Linked DNA regions of Mus musculus: all the other regions are linked to region 2. Evidence: chromatin loops called from intact Hi-C (ENCODE). Cell type or tissue: left cerebral cortex. All regions are shown on one strand.

What was found. Hi-C counts contacts between places; a loop is a spot of excess contacts. Peaks named below come from ENCODE experiments on the same cell type or tissue, not always from the same donor. Only the 100,000 strongest peaks of a DNase experiment are listed, where the experiment ranks them.
Region 1: a loop joins it to region 2, with 10 times the contacts of the local background. A loop is called at or near these places in 8 of 42 quality-filtered maps.
Region 3: it touches region 2 in a loop (12-fold over the local background); 14 of 42 quality-filtered maps call a loop at or near these places.

What each region holds. Positions count from the first base shown.
Region 1 is chr15:90,928,206-90,930,705 of GRCm38, reverse strand. No RefSeq gene overlaps it. Among named protein-coding and RNA genes, the nearest start is that of Gm36618, 13 kb to the right of the region's middle. In left cerebral cortex, a CTCF peak has its summit at 1,454 (motif pointing right); a DNase peak (open chromatin) is centred at 1,436.
Region 2 is chr15:90,678,991-90,681,490 of GRCm38, reverse strand. Cpne8 (copine VIII) reads left to right here and starts at 2,103. Exons shown (of 20, transcript NM_025815.2): 1 at 2,103-2,323. The coding sequence starts at 2,187. In left cerebral cortex, a CTCF peak has its summit at 1,334 (motif pointing left); DNase peaks (open chromatin) are centred at 1,330 and 2,189; H3K4me3 peaks cover 1,484 bases; H3K27ac peaks cover 1,448 bases.
Region 3 is chr15:90,840,481-90,842,980 of GRCm38, reverse strand. No RefSeq gene overlaps it. Among named protein-coding and RNA genes, the nearest start is that of Gm36618, 74 kb to the left of the region's middle. In left cerebral cortex, a CTCF peak has its summit at 1,304 (motif pointing right); a DNase peak (open chromatin) is centred at 1,293.

The sequences.
Region 1 (2,500 bases), 250 kb before region 2:
CAGGCCACATGTGCATAAAATAGAGTCAAAAGGGGGCACTGTGCTGATACACATCTTGAAAAACGTATCTCTTGACCCCAAAGAGATTGAAATCCTTTGGGTCTTGCAGCCAAGTCAACAATGTTCCTCGATTTAAGACCTTGTACCTGACCTGCTATCCTACTATGTACTAGGCACATTTAACTTGCCTTTATGGAAACACTGTAACCAACCTTATTATAACTTAGATTTCCCACATAAAATCACCTTTTAAACCTAAGCTAACTGCATAACTTTAATCTTGAAAAAAAAAAAACCCACCAGTGTCAATTGAGAAAAAGAACATTTTTCGTGGCCAATAATGTAAAAACATGTTCCCCAAAAGTTTACAGTTTACTTAGAAACCTTACTCATTGGTAAAAAACAATTTCACTCTCCTCTGAAATCTCAAGTGTCTGCATTAAATAACATAAACGTATAATACTAAGGACAAAACTACAGCTTGCTTTCCAGATGAATCTGCTGAGAGCATCCAGGGTTGATACCCATGGGCTCAGAAAACAAGTCACTGCTGCTGAGGGTTCCGGTGGTAGCTTCTCTCCTGCTGCTCTCCCGTGCTTCATGCTCGCAGTGGAATTGCAGAGCAGGGAATCCAACTCTTTTAACAGAACTCAAAGTGGTTTTTGGGTAATGACAAAAAAAAAAAAGAAAAGGAATTAATAGGACATTTATCTACTTTGCCAAGCTTGCCCCAATTTTGTTTTTTAATAGATACACAAATTCAAGGTCAGCATAAACTTCTACCTGTTTAAGAGTTTTAGCTTAGAGAAAGTACCCAAGGAGCTGAAGGAGTCTGCAACCCTATAGGTGGAACAACAATATGAACAAACCAGTGCCCCCAGAGCTCATATCTCTAGCTGCATATGTAGCAGAAGATGGCCTAGTCAGCCATCCCTGGGAAGAGAGGCCCCTTGGTATTGTAAACTTTATATGCCTCAGTACAGGGGAATGCCAGGGCCAAGAAGTGGGAGTGGGTGGGTAGGGGAGAGGGGGAGGGTATGGGGGACTTTTGGGATAGCATTTGAAATGTATATAAAGAAAATATCTAATTAAAAAAAAGTTTTAGCCTAAGAAACCAACTTTTGACATGTGTAGTGGGTTTACTGATGTTTTGTGTGGGCTCTTTAGTTGAGCACATTTCAGTCCACCAGTATAATTGACCTGGAGTGCCTTGGATGCTCTTTGGATGCTCTTTGGATGCTGGGACAGGCAAAGCTGTCAGCAACTGGAGCAACTTACTCTATAGCATGAGTTAACATAGGGGGGGATATTGTGGGGAAATAGCATGATCATTGGGACGGCCTGATCTTTCAGTTGGTGGATTCTAGAGAGCTGATTTCTCTTGGGCTGATTCTTACCTATAAAGAAGACTTTTAAAGAAACATTTTCAGGAACACTTTTCAGCAATTCCACCAGGGGGCAGTGAAGGCCCCTGCAATGTTGGTGACTGAAGCTAGAAAATTCATAGTCCTGTTTTTGTTTTTGTTTTGGTTGGTTTGTTTACTTGTTTTTGGTTTTGTTTTTTTTTTAAAACTTGAGTAGGTGTGTGGGAGGAACATTAATGTATCAAGATTTCCCACAGATGTTAGGGCATATTAGGAACCAAGTTTCAGCAGAGGACAGGATGGCTAAATGGCATGAGTACAGCAAAGTGACGATGTTGAAACCAGCTGTTGCACTTGGTTAAATTGAATAGCAGTTTGAGCTGTTGGTTGAATGGACAGTTCACGATTCTTGATGTTTCTCTCCAGCTGCCTCAAGATATGGAAAGACTTCGCTTTGACAGAGGTACTTATCAGTGATGGTTTGTATATGCTTGGCCCAGGGAGTAGCAGGATTAGAAAGTGTGGCCCTGTTGGAGTAGATGTGTCACTATGGGTGTGGACTAGAAGACTCTCATCCTAGCTGCATGGAAGCCAGTATTCTGCTAGCAGCCTTCAGATAAAGATGTAAAACTCTCAACGCCTCCTGCACCATGCCTGCCTGGATGCTACCACGTTCCTGCCTTGATGATGATGGACTGAACCTCTGAACCTGTAAGCCAGCCCCAATTAAATGTTGTCCTCTCAAGAGTTGCCTTGGTCATGGTGTCTGTTCACAGCAGCAAAACCCTAAGACACCGTCCCATGAAAGTACAGAGGCAAGATTTCTGTAATGAATGGCACTGGGCAGGATAACTTATGAAGAACTCAAGACTTTTACTGAATTCTGGTCATTGATTTATGTTAACTAGTCAGGGAGACTTGACTGCAAGAAGAATGGAATTGAGTTTCTGCTGAGGCATCTGCTTTCCTAATGGCATCTGGCCCTTAGTAACACTGAAAGAAGCTGGGTGATATGGCCAAGAACAAAATAAATAAACAAACAAACAAAACCCCAAAACATGCTGTCTGCCCAGGTGAAGCCAGGACCAAAGCCCACTCTATTCTGCCCTTTACCCATGCTCTTCCAGTTGCAATTC
Region 2 (2,500 bases):
AAACATTCTTTAAAAGAAACCATAGACCCAAATGTAAATTCTGAAACTAAAATTACAAGAAGAAAACAAAATATATTTTTATATATGTATGTATGTGTGTATAATATATATATATACATATATATATATACATATATATATATATATATATATATATGCCAAGGGTTTTTAGCATTGACATGGGCATAAACTAAACCAAAACAGCAAACAAACAAACAAAAAAACTCTCATAGATAAAATTGGCCATCATATATTACTTTAGGATAGAAAATAGTAAAACTAGTTTGTAAAAACAATTCAGTAATTTCTTAAGAAATTACGTGTACTCTTCCACTTTCATCTGGCTATTCTATTTCTACTTGCCCAGTGTGATGAAAGCTTATGCCCACAAAAGACCCATATGCCAGCGTTCACAGCAGTCTCGTATGTAATAGCCCAAACCCAGGGGCAAGTACACTGTTCATCAAGATGAGTGGGTGACCAATTTGTGGCAAGTCTCTAAAAGGAAGATTATTCACTATTGATGCACCTGTTATCGTAGATGAAACTGCAAAGAATTTTACAGACGGAAAGAAACCGGGTTAGGCATGGAGTGTGCCATATTCTGTGGTATTTAAATTAAAGATGAAGTGTTGTTTTAATGGCGAAAGCAGGGATTGATTACAAAAGAGACACAAGAAGCTTTTGGGGCGAGGGAATGGTTTATTATTTTGGTGTGGTGATGGTTTAGCGGGTTGATACCGATCGTAATCCATCAGAGGGCACACTTTAAATACCTGCATGCTATTGTGCATGTAAATCAATGCATTCAGATACACACACATATGGACCTAGATAAAGTGGAAAATTCGGAGAAGGCCTCTGGGTTGAGCACTAAAGTCCTTACCTTTTATTTCTTCAGGAGGTGCCTGCAAAATAAAATTCTAGTTTGCTTAAAAAAAAAAACCCTCTAGACCTCCTCCACCAAATCAATTTCAGGCATCAATAAGAGAGCTTGAGGGAAAATTCTAGTCATCAGCTGCAGTTTAATTTGTGATAGGGGGAAGAGAAAGAAAAACAGAACTGGTGGATTTAAGGGGTGGTGAAGGGAGGGCGGGGCGACCAGGGAAAGCAAACAAGACCAAAGTGACGCAAACATTTGGGGCAGGGAAGAGCGGCAAGCATCTACACTCTATTTCCCCTGCAACCACACAGATTCTTTAAGGAAGTGGCTCCAAGTGGATTAAAATACCACAAGGGAGACCAGTCACAAGCCCAGGATTCTCCAGGTGAGCCAGGGCTAGAGCCAGCCACGCTCCCTCCTGAGGCTGGGCGCCCTGCTCTCCACCGCCCCCTGGCGGCCATCGCCAGAAGACCCGCAGTGACGCCTCGGGTCAGGTGTGCGCAGGAAAGTGGGGGTTACCCGGCAAGCTGCGGCGGCGCCCCGCGTCTTGCCCACTCCCAGTCGCGCCGCCAGGAATCTATTTGCTAAACTCCCCGGTCACCCGAGCTGCTCATCTGCTTTACGCTGCCCTGCTTTCAGGTCTTGAGGAGCAGGATTGAGGAGGAGCTAGATTATAAGTTATTATTACGACCTCCCGGGCCTCAGGGCAGAAATCCCTGCGGTTTGGCAAGTGCGTTGCAAGGCGCCGATCTTGCCTTAAGGAGACCCTCGCCTAAAAGTTGCAGGGGATGGCAGACGCATTGAAACCTCTCTTATAACGCTGCGATTGTCCCAACAGCGTCCACTCCACCCAAGCTTGCCCCATATATTGGCACGCCCCTCTGCACCAGGAGTCAAAGGCTGGTGGCCATCCCTTGCCCCACCACCACATCAGTCCAGTAGCCCGAAGTGGGGAGCATATCAGCTGGGGCGGGGGGCAATCGCCGGCGCCTGGGGCTCTCCCACTAGACGGCGCGGTGTCTGTCCGGGTCACCTACTGTCTCTGCGCCCTACGCCCAGAGCCCCCGAGCTGCAGACCCAGTCACCGCCCGGGGGCTGCCCCAGGGCGGGAGCAGCCCGGAGCGCCACTTGGGAGACCGAGGCGGCTTTGCCAGGACTGGCTCGGTCGCCGGATTCGCGACGAGGTCCGCCTCCTCCCTCCCCTTCCCGCGCCGCCTCCGCCTCCTTCCTCTGCCTCCACCCTCACCCCTTCCCGTCGGTGCGGAGCTCCGCTCCGAGCAGCGCTCAGCCCGCCGCAGCTTGGATGTGGGCTCGGGACAAGTGCTCCGTTCCTCAGCTCGAGATGGACAGCCGCTACACCAGCGCCACGGGCATCGGGGACTTGAACCAGCTGAGTGCGGCCATCCCCGCCACACGAGTGGAGGTGTCAGTGTCCTGCAGGTGAGGACGCGGCTCTCTTTTCTTCCTTCCATCCGAGCTTGGTGGCACTTGGCTAGCGCTCCAGGTACCACGAGGCTTGGCGCTGGTGAGAAGTTGCATGCTGAGTGGGGACTAGTTGTGGTACTGGCTGACGTTACCTTCCCCTCCTCCCCCCCAGAGGGTCAAATGACACAGAAC
Region 3 (2,500 bases), 160 kb before region 2:
TGAACTTTTTAGTTTAAAACAAAGATAAACTGTTTATAATCTGTACTAAAAATCCACATTGTAAAAAAAAAAATCATCTAACAGGTGTCTGTAAGACAGCTGGAATAGACTCACACCTTCAAGTCACAGCACGAGCTATGGCTTTAGGTTAAAAAAATGAACATTCTTCATTTTTCATATATGACTAGAAGACAACCAAAGGAAATTTAAAGTCTTGAGCTTGTAACTGAATAGGAAGCAGTCGGTGCTCTACCTGCTTATCAGAACTCCCTTGGTGTTTTTCGTTAATGTTGTTGGCTTTTGGTTTGGTTGGGTTGTTGCTTCTGTTACTAAGTTGCCACTTTCCACAAAAGAAGGATCTATGAATGACATGATACTGTCCAAAAATGAAAGCGTAGCACCATCAACCTAGGCCAGAGATGCAAGGAGAGCTCAAGGCAGCTGGAAATTCCATGCCCAGAAACGGTGACAGTTTGCCCCATAACATTAATGGAAGAAGCTCTGGTGTTGCATCTCAACTCTCACAAGTTTGCTCACATTGTAGCTAACTATACTCATCCTATAAGGGACTGCTTCAATAACAATGCATCAGATTCCCGCCAAAAAATGCTTTTAAAATAATTGTTACAATAGAATTAAGATAATAAAATATTCAAAATGTATTACAATAATAGTAAGGATGTGCCACGATACTTAAATTTATTTTTATTTATGTTTTGAGAATTACATGCTTGCATACAATGTTAAGGAGGATGACAGGAGCTGAGAAAACACAGAGGCAGTCAAAATGAAGTCATGCCACTGAGCAGTGACACAGCCCACCAAGGAAACGGATTTTCTTTTCTTTTTTTTAATTAGGTATTTTCCTCATTTACATTTTCAATGCTATCCCAAAGGTCCCCCATACCCACCCCCCCCAATCCCCTACCCACCCACTCCCCCGTTTTGGCCCTGGCGTTCCCCTGTACTGGAGCATATAAAGTTTGCAAGTCCAATGGGCCTCTCTTTGCAGTGATGGCCGACTAGGCCATCTTTTGATACATATGCAGCTAAAGACAAGAGCTCCCGGGTACTGGTTAGTTCATATTGTTGTTCCACCTATAGGGTTGCAGTTCCCTATAGCTCCTTGGGTAATTTCTCTAGCTCCTCCATTAGGGGCCGTGTGACCCATCCAATAGCTGACTGTGATCATCCACTTCTGTGTTTGCTAGGAAACGGATTTTCTAAACTTGGAGGACATTGTGTTACGACTTGTAAAAGTCGTTCTTTTGGAGATGTTCTTGGAACCATCCAGTATTTCCACCAGAGGGCAGTAATGCTCTCTCCTATATCTTCGCAGACAATGACTTGGTAGGATGGGCAGTTAAGGGAGTGGGTTGTCTAATCTATAGACAACAGGTAACAGTAATAACAGCTAACTTATCAGCAAAGCAACAACATTAATTACAAGGTAACTTACCAGCATTTAATAAACAGTGCTTAAATGCTACATATTGCCTTCTGAATATTTGCAATTTTTAAAGTAGAGAGTTGATAAGGTACTGTATTGGCTGGGTTTGTGTGTCAACTTGACACAAGCTGGAGTTATCACAGAAAAAGGAGCCTCCCTTGAGGAAATGCCTCCATGAAATCCAGCTGTGGGGTATTTTCTCAATTAGTGATCAAGGTGGGAGGGCCCCTTGTGGGTGGTGTCATCCCTGGGCTGGTAGTCTTGGGTTCTATAAGAAAGAAAGCAAAGCAAGCCAGTTAATCACACGTGTGATTCTTTCAATAATGTATTTGGGGATCTATGTCATTATGACAGGACAAACCTGTTCTGTAGAAAACTTATAGTATGAGGAAGAGGGAACCTTCAGAATGGCTGAGAGGGAGTCCCCCTTACAACTTTATGAAACTCCCAAATGGAGTTTGCTTATGTAAATAAAAACAACCCCATTTGAAGCACTCCAAGAATTCTCTCATCCCTTCCTGTGGTAACTTACCCACGTATGGCTGAGATGGATAAAAAGATCAAGCAGCTGCCCTGCTACAGCACTCTGAGGGGCAACTCTTACCCAGTCTTACTGGCTGGGTGACTCGTGCTTCACCAGAGCAACATCACAGTTCGGTTTCATCTCTGCCTGGGTTTGATTGCTTCAGCTTCCTGCTGAGGGGTCTGACTGCTCATAGCCTTTATGCCTGCCTGATATCACTGAGGTTTCTAATTCCAATGAATCAAATCTTCAGTAACAGACTATGAGATCCACTCTGCTGCACGAGGCAAAATCATTTAGACATTTGAGCGCCTAACAAAATGTCACCCTATTACTGCTTTTGGGGGGATATGAGGTGAAAATTTATGTTCACCTTCATTTCACACACGCACACACACACACACACACACACACACACACACACACACACACCATGGCATGATTGTGGAGGTCAAAGGACAACTTGTGAGAGTCAGGGACCAAAATCATCAGGATTGGTAGCAAGCACCTTTACCCACTGACCCACT